Linked DNA regions of Homo sapiens: region 2 is linked to region 1. The links are chromatin contacts, found by Hi-C or POLR2A ChIA-PET in ENCODE. All regions are on one chromosome and are shown on one strand. Each heading gives the region's core, a stretch centred on a gene start or an enhancer-like site at or near the end of the contact. The rest is flanking DNA. Distances are from core to core; before and after follow the strand shown. Region 1 overlaps NHS (NHS actin remodeling regulator). Region 2 overlaps NHS (NHS actin remodeling regulator).

What was found. Hi-C counts contacts between places; a loop is a spot of excess contacts on that map. ChIA-PET counts read pairs that join two places held with the same protein, here RNA polymerase II (POLR2A). Pooled maps may share reads with other maps.
Region 2: a loop to region 1 is called in a pooled map, with 5 times the contacts of the local background. The contact joins two enhancer-like sites. A Hi-C loop is called at or near these places in 1 of 168 maps with a recorded cell type or tissue (endothelial cell of hepatic sinusoid) and 4 of 50 pooled maps. POLR2A ChIA-PET finds 5 or more read pairs at or near these places in 2 of 52 experiments (WTC11 and activated naive CD4-positive, alpha-beta T cell).

Annotation. Positions count from the first base shown.
Region 1 is chrX:17,611,490-17,616,556 of GRCh38, reverse strand. The region is part of intron 1 of NHS (NHS actin remodeling regulator); the gene reads right to left. Among named protein-coding and RNA genes, the nearest start is that of NHS-AS1, 55 kb to the right of the region's middle. Within about 2 kb of position 2,121, at least 2 of the 41 ENCODE cell types and tissues checked have a DNase peak (open chromatin) inside an H3K27ac peak, as active enhancers do.
Region 2 is chrX:17,544,888-17,549,954 of GRCh38, reverse strand. All of the region lies in intron 1 of NHS (NHS actin remodeling regulator), which reads right to left. The region is part of intron 1 of LOC101928389 (a long non-coding RNA gene); the gene reads right to left. Among named protein-coding and RNA genes, the nearest start is that of NHS-AS1, 12 kb to the left of the region's middle. RefSeq lists enhancers at 363-876, 1,392-1,906, 1,916-2,025, 1,907-2,423. Within about 2 kb of position 2,159, at least 3 of the 41 ENCODE cell types and tissues checked have a DNase peak (open chromatin) inside an H3K27ac peak, as active enhancers do.

The sequences.
Region 1 (5,067 bases), core at 872-3,371:
TGATTGCATTTTGAAATGGTAATAGTTTGGACATTTGGGCTAAATAAAACACATAATCAAAACTAACATCACCTGCTTCTTTTTACTTTTGTAATTTCATTATTAGATATTTTTAAATGACATCTGTGTTTTGCATTGTATTTCTAAGGTACAACTATATTCAAGAATGAAAAGAGATTTGCACAAGCAGATGTCATCTACCTGCCCAGCCAAGTTGTTGTCACAGATGCGCATACATACAGACCCACCCAATGTATAAAATAACAAATGGCAACCAAAAATCTACTGCCAAGATCTCTGAAGAGGTGGCGCCACCCAGCCAACTGGGGATTGTGACAGAAGTGACAGTGTCTCAACTTGACTTGCCCTTTGAAGGACTTTGGACAAATGAATCCCTTTAGCCATCCTTACAGCAGCAAATGCTAATCTTTCTTTACCTTTGATACAGGGATATCGCTCACTCTGTTCATTTACCAGGTTGTCATTAGGGCCAGGCCACTAGCTGGTTGCTATAGTGGGCCACAGAGACAAATAAGACATAGTCCCTGGCTCAAGGGGTTTGCAATCTAATTGTTTTCAAGCACGTAATTAACTATTTTTTTAAAGTTAGACTGAACTAAATGCTGAAATTGAGCTCACAATAAAGGGCTCCCAGAGCATAAGGGTGAACAGTGATGAATTCTGCCTATGGATATCAATCAGGGTGGGCTTTCCATGCAGTAACACTTAAGATGAACTGTGATAGGCATGCAGGATGTTGTCGGTGGGGTGGGGGGGTGGGCAGTGCAGATGATGTAAACAGCTGAGCCAAGGAATGCATGTAAATGGATAGTGCGTTCAGGGAATGGTGTGGGGGAAAAGGGAGAGAGGTCCTGACAGATGAGGTTTGAAAAGTCCAAAGGGACCAAACGACAAGTGAATCAGTTGAGACTAGTGTGGTTTTGGAGGAGAGGAGTGATGGGCTCATGGAGACCATGGCAATACTCCAAGCAAGAAACAGCAAGAGCATGGCTGGGTGCAGTGGCTCACGCCTGTAATCACAGCACTTTGGGAGGCCGAGGTAGGAGGCTTGATCCCAGGAGTTGGAGACCAGCCTGGACAATATGGAGGAACCTCATCTCCACAAAAAAAAAAAAATTAGCCGAGTGTGTTGTCATGCACCTGTAGTCCCAGCTACTCAGAAGGCTGAGGTGGGAGGATCACTTGAGCCCAGAAGACTGATGCTACAGTGAGCCATAAGTGTGCCACTGCACCCCAGCCTGGGCAACAGAGTGAGACCATATATATATATATATGTGTATATATGTGTATATATATACGTATATATATGTGTATATATACGTATATATATACGTATATATGTGTATATATACTATATATATACGTATATATATAGTATATATACACGTATATATATACACACATATGTATATGTGTGTATATATATATATACATATATATATACACACATATATATATATATGTATGAATGACAAGAGCCTGCCCTGGGACAGGGAAAGAAAAAGTGAGAAAGAGAGGGAAGATGCAAAAGGCATAGTGGAGGAATATTAAGCTATCAGGGAAGTAAGGGAAGAGGGAAAGGAGCTCATGGTGTTGTCATTAAGTGAGATTAGGGAACACAGGAGGAAGGAGAGATGTGACATGATATGATGTCTGAAAAAAAGCACTGCAAACTCTTTGGAAGAAAGCCTGGATTAACACAAGACATTGATAACAGACCACAGGCCCATGAACCTACCTAATGTCTAGTGTGGTACTTGGCTGTTAGCAAAAACCTTTATCACACAATGAAGATGGGAAATTGCTAAGGAGGGGAAAAAGTTCATTTTGTGACTTCCTGAGTTAATTTTCAAACGTGAGGTAGCATGAGTGTAGATTGTTGACACTTAATACATGTAACACTGGAAATGAAACAAACACATATCAAGCATGGGTGCTGGAGTCCTAACAATACACCTATAATCAGTTGTAAGTCAAAGCTCTGCCCTTGGAAAATGTAACCCGCTGTGATGAAAGGATTATGTAATTTTTTCAGGGTCAAACTTATGAGAGGGTTTGCTTGTACAAGTGGAACATACACCAACACCCCCACCCCCACCACCGTTGCAAGGAGAGCTCAGGTTTCAAAAGCAAGCTTTCTGCCTAGCCCTAGCCCTCAGGCTGAGGTTCTGTGGTTTCAGATTGGTTTTGGCTTCAAGCAAAGGCAAGTCCTTCCTTCTGCTCTCAGAACTAATTCCAGCATTTATGGTTGAGCCTTGCGGCCTCTTGTCTGCTGACCATGTGAGGAGCTTCAAAGTCTTTGAGATGTGATTATTTGTTCTGTCAACAGCTCCACGCCTCTGAAAAGTGAGGGCCACTGCTTATAGCTATCACTCATCCTCTCTCTCTCCCTGTATTCACAACAGTGCAGACTTTCTTCTGGAGGACGCTCAGCACTTTAACACCACCTCCCCAGTCCAATTGATACTAAGTGATACCAGGTGTCTCTTTTAATCTCACAAGAACAAACCAAACACTATGCCCCTATACCTACCCCCAGAAGAAAGTGCATATTGAGCAAAATGGGTCTACTAGCAGATTAATCACAAACCCATTAATTAATTCAATTTCATGGGGAACTGATGGATCTGTAGCTTCTTTATATTTTTGCATCATTTTTTGTCATCCTCAATAGAACCACCGGTCAGAATGATCTTGTTGACCATTATCTGAAGTTCAAGTCTCTTGTGTTTAACTGCACTCTTCAGTATTTATCCCACTGTCACAGTACATTTAAAATATTTCTTTAAAAGGCCACCTTAAGAGGAACTGAATAGAATGCATGCACTGTGGAGGGGAAGGGTCATTATGAGAAGTTACAAGAACAGAAGTGGGATTTGTGCTCTAAACATGAACCTGGGTTGAATTCAGATGCCAGGGATGGGTTTTCCTCCAGTGCTACCATTAGATGTGCCTTCAGAAAGTCAGTTTCTGAAGCTCTAAGAAGGGGGGCAGAAAATGCTTTCATCACAGGCAGTCAGAAGGGAAGAGCTCTTGTTCTAAAGATCATGATGATCAGAACAAGTAGAAGGTCTCAAGGAAATGAAGTTAGGCCTTGCAAATAAACTGAATCTAGGGGGAAGGGTTGTTCTTGTAGTACGAATGGCCATTTGGATCTTAACCCTGGCACTTGGAAACACTGGGACACTACCTTTAAGACCAAAGGCACGATCTCAGCTCACTGCAACCTCTGCCGCCAGGGTTCAAGCGATTCTCCTGCCTCAGCCTCCCAAGTAGCTGGGATTACAGGTACCTGCCACCATATCCGGCCAATTTTTGTATTTTTAGTACAGACCAGGTTTCACCATGTTGGGCAGGCTGGTCTTGAACTCCTGACCTCAAGTGATCCACCTGCCTCAGCCTCCCAAAGTGCTGGGATTACAGGCCTCAGCCACTGTGCCCAGCCTTAGCACCATTACTTTTTTGTTCAACGTCATTACTGCATCATGACTATGAGATATGTTAAAAAAAAAAAAAAAGTGATGAAAACAGCAATTACTTTTGAAAAATGATCAATCAGTACATCCATACAGCATACCTATCACACACAGGCAGCCAAGGGGATGCAATCTAGTTTGGAAGATAAGACGTGCACATGGGAGAGAAATGCCTTGCAAGGCTCTGTTTGAGGTTGAACAAGAGAGTGGTATAGGTGGTGAGAGCTCTGATTTAAGGAATGATCACTTCCTGCTGTAGAAGCCAGAACAGGGCCTGGCAAAATAAGCAGAGTTTGGATGGATAGAGAGACGAGGAAGGCACAAAAACATGGGAAACAGTGGACCAGATGGAAGATCCAAGGCATTTCCAGAGTGCAGTGAACAGGGCAGCAATCAGGGCAAAAGTAGTGTGGATCTATTTTCCCATTTGCAAAATGAGGATAATAATTACCTTCCTTATAGGACTGCTATAAGAATTAAATGAGTTAATGTGTAGAAAGTGCTTTGCATGGGATGTGGCATGAAAAAATGCTCAATAAACTTGGGGGGCAGTAGGGCAGTAGCAACCAGAAAGGAACAAGGAAGGCTGGGAGAGATGTTTCCAAGGGAGACCTGTCACCCAGCTGGACCTGGAGAAGCAAAGGACAGGGAGCACAAAAGATGCCTCTGAGATTCGGGGGTCTTGGAAGTGGGAGTGTGGGAGGATGATTGACAGAACCGGGGGAAAGAGGCAGGAAATAGAAGATTAGCAGTTTCAAACTTGAGGTGCTCAAAGTGCCAGAAGATCGTGTTTGTCTATTTCAGCAAGATGAACAGCCACATTTTCACAATAATGTGTAAGTCTGGCCCTGCCCAAAAAAAAAAAAAAGTCATGAGGAAACATGCAAAGTCAATTTGGTGTCTGAATCTACCTGATTCAAATTCCTACTACTTGTTCCAGTTCGGTGATGTTTGGTACTTTGGGGAAAAACTGTGCTGTTTGAAACTTTTCATAATAACATGCTGGGGGTGTAGGGGGCAATCCTAGAAGAAACTTGTTGTCTGTGGAGGGGGGTGAGGTGCAGTAATGAATTTTACTATTGAATCTCATTAACTAACCATGCATTTGTGCTTTACCAAAAGTTCTTTACCAAAAGTACCAAAAATTCTGGTTCTCTTCAAATGCACAAGATCTGAACAGCAACCAACACTGACATCTTTGCTTCCGTGGCAGTTCTCTAACTGGTTGCATCTACACACCCTGAGAACACAAATTTCACAAGGTCCCCTCCTTAATAGTATGGATTTGAAGACCCTTGGCTTTCACTCCCAAGGAGACTCCCTCATCTCTTCTCTGAGTACCTGAGTGTGGATAATTTGGTTCTTGTTTGTCTGCTGAAAATACTGAAAGTTTGAGAATTTTGCCCTATAGTCTTCCCTAACCTACCTGTCGATGATAATTTAAATGGACCTAACATTGCTAAGCCAACTTTATTATGAAACAGTCAGACAAGTTTCTATTAAAAAAAAAAAGAAAAACTTTTCAAAATGTTTCTTTCCCTTTGATAGTTCTTCCCCTTAACTTTTTATT
Region 2 (5,067 bases), core at 910-3,409, 67 kb after region 1:
CTTTCTTCCAAATCCCTCGTTGTCTCTAAAAGACATCCCTTCTTGACCCAAGGGGCCTGTTCAAGTCCCCCCATCCAGACCAAAGATGTGGCCCAACTCAAACACACTTGTTCCTTTTCCAGGGCTAAAGGCTTCCCCAATTCTTTTTCTCCCCATCCCTCTTCCTGCTCCCTCCGGTCCCTCATCCCCCAGCTGTTTTCTCTGGTGCTGATATCAGCTGCCCTTCTACCTCTGAGAAGATCATCCTGAGCTTCCTCTTGGAGAATAAATGGTGCCCATTTCTGTAAGAGACTGTAGCAGCAGCTGGCACCCTGCGCCCTCACGCTTCTGCTAAACAGAAACGAGCTTTTCTGTGGTCAGCGCATCCTCACACCCACCGCTGCTGTGAAAAGCTGGCTGTAATGCCATTGAGTGCTGGGATGGAAGCTGACACTCTTGTCAGCTGAAAACCTCTAAACAGAAACAGGAGGAGAGCCCTGGGCTTGCAGGGAGGGGCATCTGACAGCTTGTCTCTTTTTCATGGTAGTGGGGAGGGTGGAGGGTGGGATGAGGCCACATTTTTGCTGAGTGTCTGGGACCAAGAGATCCAGGAACAACGGGGGCAGTTAGCACCAAAGTAGTACTTAAAGGAAAAACTCAGCCCTTCAGGCAGGAAGGCAAGGACAGTGCTTGTTGCCTTCCACAGTTTCCAGAAAAGCCTGTTATTCACAGCCACTAAAGGACCTGGCCCTGGCCTGGCCTGGCAGACACTGAAGAGGGCTGTTTTTCTGATGCTAATGTGCAGCCTAGCTTTCATTTTCTTTCTTTTTTTTTTTTTTTTAATGAGGGGCCTACTCATCTTGAAACCTTTTCAAATAGGTCTCCCCCTCCCTTTCTTCCAGTCTCTCCACCCCCACCCTCTTTGTTTTTAAGCAGGAAAACTTGTTTCCCCCAAATGCATCCATAGAGATGGGAAAATTAATTTAAACAGACATGTGTCAACCCCGTTCTTAAAAAAAAGGGACAAGTATGACGTTACAAAATTGTACTTCAGGAATCATTATGCAGAACAGAGCATGGTGGTGTCTTGATTCAACGTTCACCTTAAAAGCAAGGGGGGGCAGCCATCCCCCAGGGGCCTGTTGTCAGCCCTCTTCCTTTTCCTCTCTCTGCAGCCTAGCTTTTATTCTGCAATTCATAGATCCCCTAGGATGGGCTTCTGTGAGTCCTCTGAGGCTGTCTGGAAGATCATGCATGTATGTGGTGCATATACACATGTGGCATGTACAAGCATGTACACATGAAGATGTGTGTACAAGTGTGTGAGAGAGCATACATGTGTATGGGCACATGCATGTCTATATGTGTATGTGCATGCAGGAATGTGTGCGTGTGTGTGTGTGGTGCATGTGCATACATGCATGGCCCTAGTTTCTAGCAGTCTTGAATCTCTCCTGTAGTAAATTCATCTTTTCTCCCATCATGTCCATGTCAAGAACTCATATGATTCTACTATGTTACTACCCCCACCCCAGCCTCTGTTCCCTGGGGATCCACAAAACTGGCACATAGATGGAGCCCAGGAAAAATGTGCTGAATGACTTCAAGCAGTCTGTTAGATAGCACTGGTGTGAGACCCATCTGCACCCCAATCTGCATGGGAAAAAAAAAAACTCATTCGTCAAATCTATTCTTCCTTCTGGTTTCCTGGCTCTTAATGGCCTCACCATTTTTCTTATCAAGCTCCATGTCCTTGACACCTTCACAGTTGGCCTCCCTCTAGCCAGCCAGCCCCCTTGTGGAAACAAGCCTCCAGAATGTATCTGGTATCTATTACATCAAGCAAAAACTGTGTGCAGAATGGCCCTTGGGTCCTCCCCACCTATGCTGATTCTGGCTTGGTCTTGCAACTTGCTTTGGTCCATGAGAAAATAGCAAGTCTGACTCAAGCAGAGACATGAAGAAACACCTGTGCTTCCAGGCTTGTCCTCTCCTGCTTGCTTCTGCAGGCCCTTCCACCACCATGTGAACAAGCCCGGACTAGCCTCCTGGAAGGCACAAGACCACATGGAGAGAGGACCCAACAATGCAGCTGCTGCAGCTGAGACGCCAGCCATGGAGGTGAGGCCATCCTAGACCTTCCAGCCCTGCTGAGTCAGCTCAGACCTGGCAGTCTGCCCAGCTGACCCACAGGATCATGAGAAAGAATAAGTGTATGTGTCTGTAAGTCACTAAGTTACAGCAAGAGATAACAGAAACACCTGCATTACTTCCCCATAGCCACCACCTCTAACACTTAGCCTCATTTTTCCCAACTCAGATAAAATGTCTAAAGAAAACAGAAAACATTAAATCACATTTGGTTATATATTTAGAACGTCCCTTTATTGAAAGGAATTAAACTATATAAAATCAGGACTGTATGGGAGATGCTAAGTTAAATGGGTCACCATAATGACAGCCTAGAGACATGCAGAGTATGGCACAGAGTGGGCTCTGAATGAATACTGGCTGGACTCCTGAGCTCATCTAATCTCACTTCCGATTTTACAGATGAGAAAACAGAGGCTCAAGGAAAGTATGTGGCTTCCCTGCAACATGATGCTCAATACACGAAAAAAGGGGGTATCCAGATGACTCGTGACTTGCCTGGATCAGAGGGGTAGGGATGGGCTCAGCAGCGCCCACTGCTCACTGCTTTGAATCCACAGAGTCTGTCTGGTTGTTTGTGACTGGCACACAGCAGGTGCTCAATTAATGTCAAATGAGGACACCCATGTGGAAAACTTGTTACACTAAAGGAAAAAATCATACCTGCAGGGCCCTTCTTCTCCACTCACACAGAATCATGGAAAATGTACCACCTTCCCAATGCAAGAAAAAGTTTAGCTCTGGGCACCCTGCAGCAAATGCCTGAAGGGTGCAAAGAAAAGGAGCAGACTCCTCCTGGACCCCAGGGAGGAAAGCAGAGGCCTCCAAGAGGCCAGCATACATTGACTGCCCTCATTTATTTTATACTTTTCTCATTCTGTTGAGTCAAGGTCAACCTCCACTTGATCTGACCCCTGATCAGTAGAACAAGTCCAGGCAGCAGAACAATCAATGATCATGCCATGCCAAGGACGTGTTAAATGCCACCTTCTCCTCCTCTCATTTTTCTTCAATGAGAAAAGCTAAACTCATTTCTACGCAATCTTTCAGTGGCAGCAGCCAAGAATAAAAAAGCCCTGTGTCTTTAATTCCAGATCTTTCAGTGCTTCTCCATTCCTTGTTTCATTTATGTCACGTGCATATATGTGTGCATGTGTGTGCCATGTGTGTACAGGTGTGGTGTGAGCTCCTTGTGGGCAAGAACTGCCTTATTTATAGCTCTATCTCCAGTACCAAGCACATGCCTGGCATTCAGTTATGTGCTCAGTGAACCAATGAATGAATGAATAGATCATACTCAGAGGTTTCTCTGGGTGAGTGACCCCTTGAAGCTCCACTGTGGTTGCACCATGTAGCCAAAACATAAATTGTGTGAGCTTGAAACAAAGCCCCCGCACCATTTTTTAAGTTATTGTCTCTCAGTTTCAAACCCACTTTTTCTATACTCTGCCCTGTGATACTAGGGCTGGGACTCTGCACACCTCATTTCTGTTTTGCCAGCTGCACCCTGTTTGGCCCTGCCAGGAGGGGAATGAGACAGAGAATGGCAGGATGGAGGAAGAAGAAGGGGCTTGTGCCTCCCTTTCCTCCTGTTTCCATGAGCATTCCCTAATAATAGCCCTACATTCAGGCAGTGGCAATTGGCCCCAGAATCTAGTCCCTTTTTTTGGCAGTCCCTGAGCCAGTCTCACTGTACCCCCTCTGAGACACCAGCACTAGCCAGGCAGCACTTCCTCCTCAGGTGTCTGGGTCTCAGCTCTGCAGGGTATTAACTCCAAAGTTCTCATAACCTTAATCCCTTCCCTTTGTCAGCCCAGTCTTAAGGGTGTTCTCTGCTTTCTGCAGTTCCCATCTCTGCTACACTTTCTGCCTCTTCCATCCTCTAAGATCTGTTTAACCAATGCCTTCTGCTAAATTCTCTGTTAAAATAATTGGCATGTTGCTCTTCTCTGGGCTGAATCCCAACTGATATGGGAACTATGGTGTTTGTAGGGGTAACAGCACCTTGTGCACTCCTCCAAAAGATTAGAAGTCAGGCACAGTGACCTCCGCTTGGACTTGAATAGGACCCTTCCAAATCTGGCTCTGACCTAGAGAACAGACAAAATGCCTCATTCCTACAGCAAACAGGACACAAACAATGTCCATGGGCCTGGACACTGACCAATGTATGGAGTACCTGGACAGCAGACACTCCAAAAATATTTATTGAACAAATGAATGGGCCCATGGCAGAGACAGCTATGGACTCCCCAGGCAGGAGCTGGACTACATTTCCCAATTGCTCTTACAGTCAGGGGTGCCCATGTGAATGAGTCCTGGCCAATGTGATGTACACCACTTCCAAACCTGGCCCACAGACATCTCCTACCGGTAAGATTCCTCTGTGGACTGGCCAGGTATAGACGATCCAACGGAAAACTCTAGAGTGGAAGAGCCTGGTTTCCGAACGACCAGGTGGAGGACCTCCTGCCAAATGTTGAAACAGAAAACGTTGAAATGGGACTATTAGCCGAGCAAATAATAAATGTCTATTGTATTAAGCTGCTGAGATTTGGGAATTGCTTGTTCCAGCAATTAGCCTCCCCAGATCAATAAAGAGGCCAAGGGCACAAGTTTGATCTCTAGCCCTGGCCATCACACTCTTCAATGCAGGCTTTGGGGCATGAAGGTGGCTAAGCAGGAATTTGGATGATCAGCACAAGCTCATTTCAACACCTGGAGGAACAGCTCAAAGGGCACAGCCTCCTGACAGCAGGTCCCTGCCCAGCAGGGAGAGCACATGATTACAAGCAGTCCTTCCATCCTGAAAATGGAGTCAGCCAGTTCTGGGGCCTCACATAGGTAAATCTATGGAATGATTAACCAAACTGACTAGCTCCTGCAGAGTTAGTGTCGCTGGGACTCTTCACAGAATAACAAAAGATCATCTGCCCG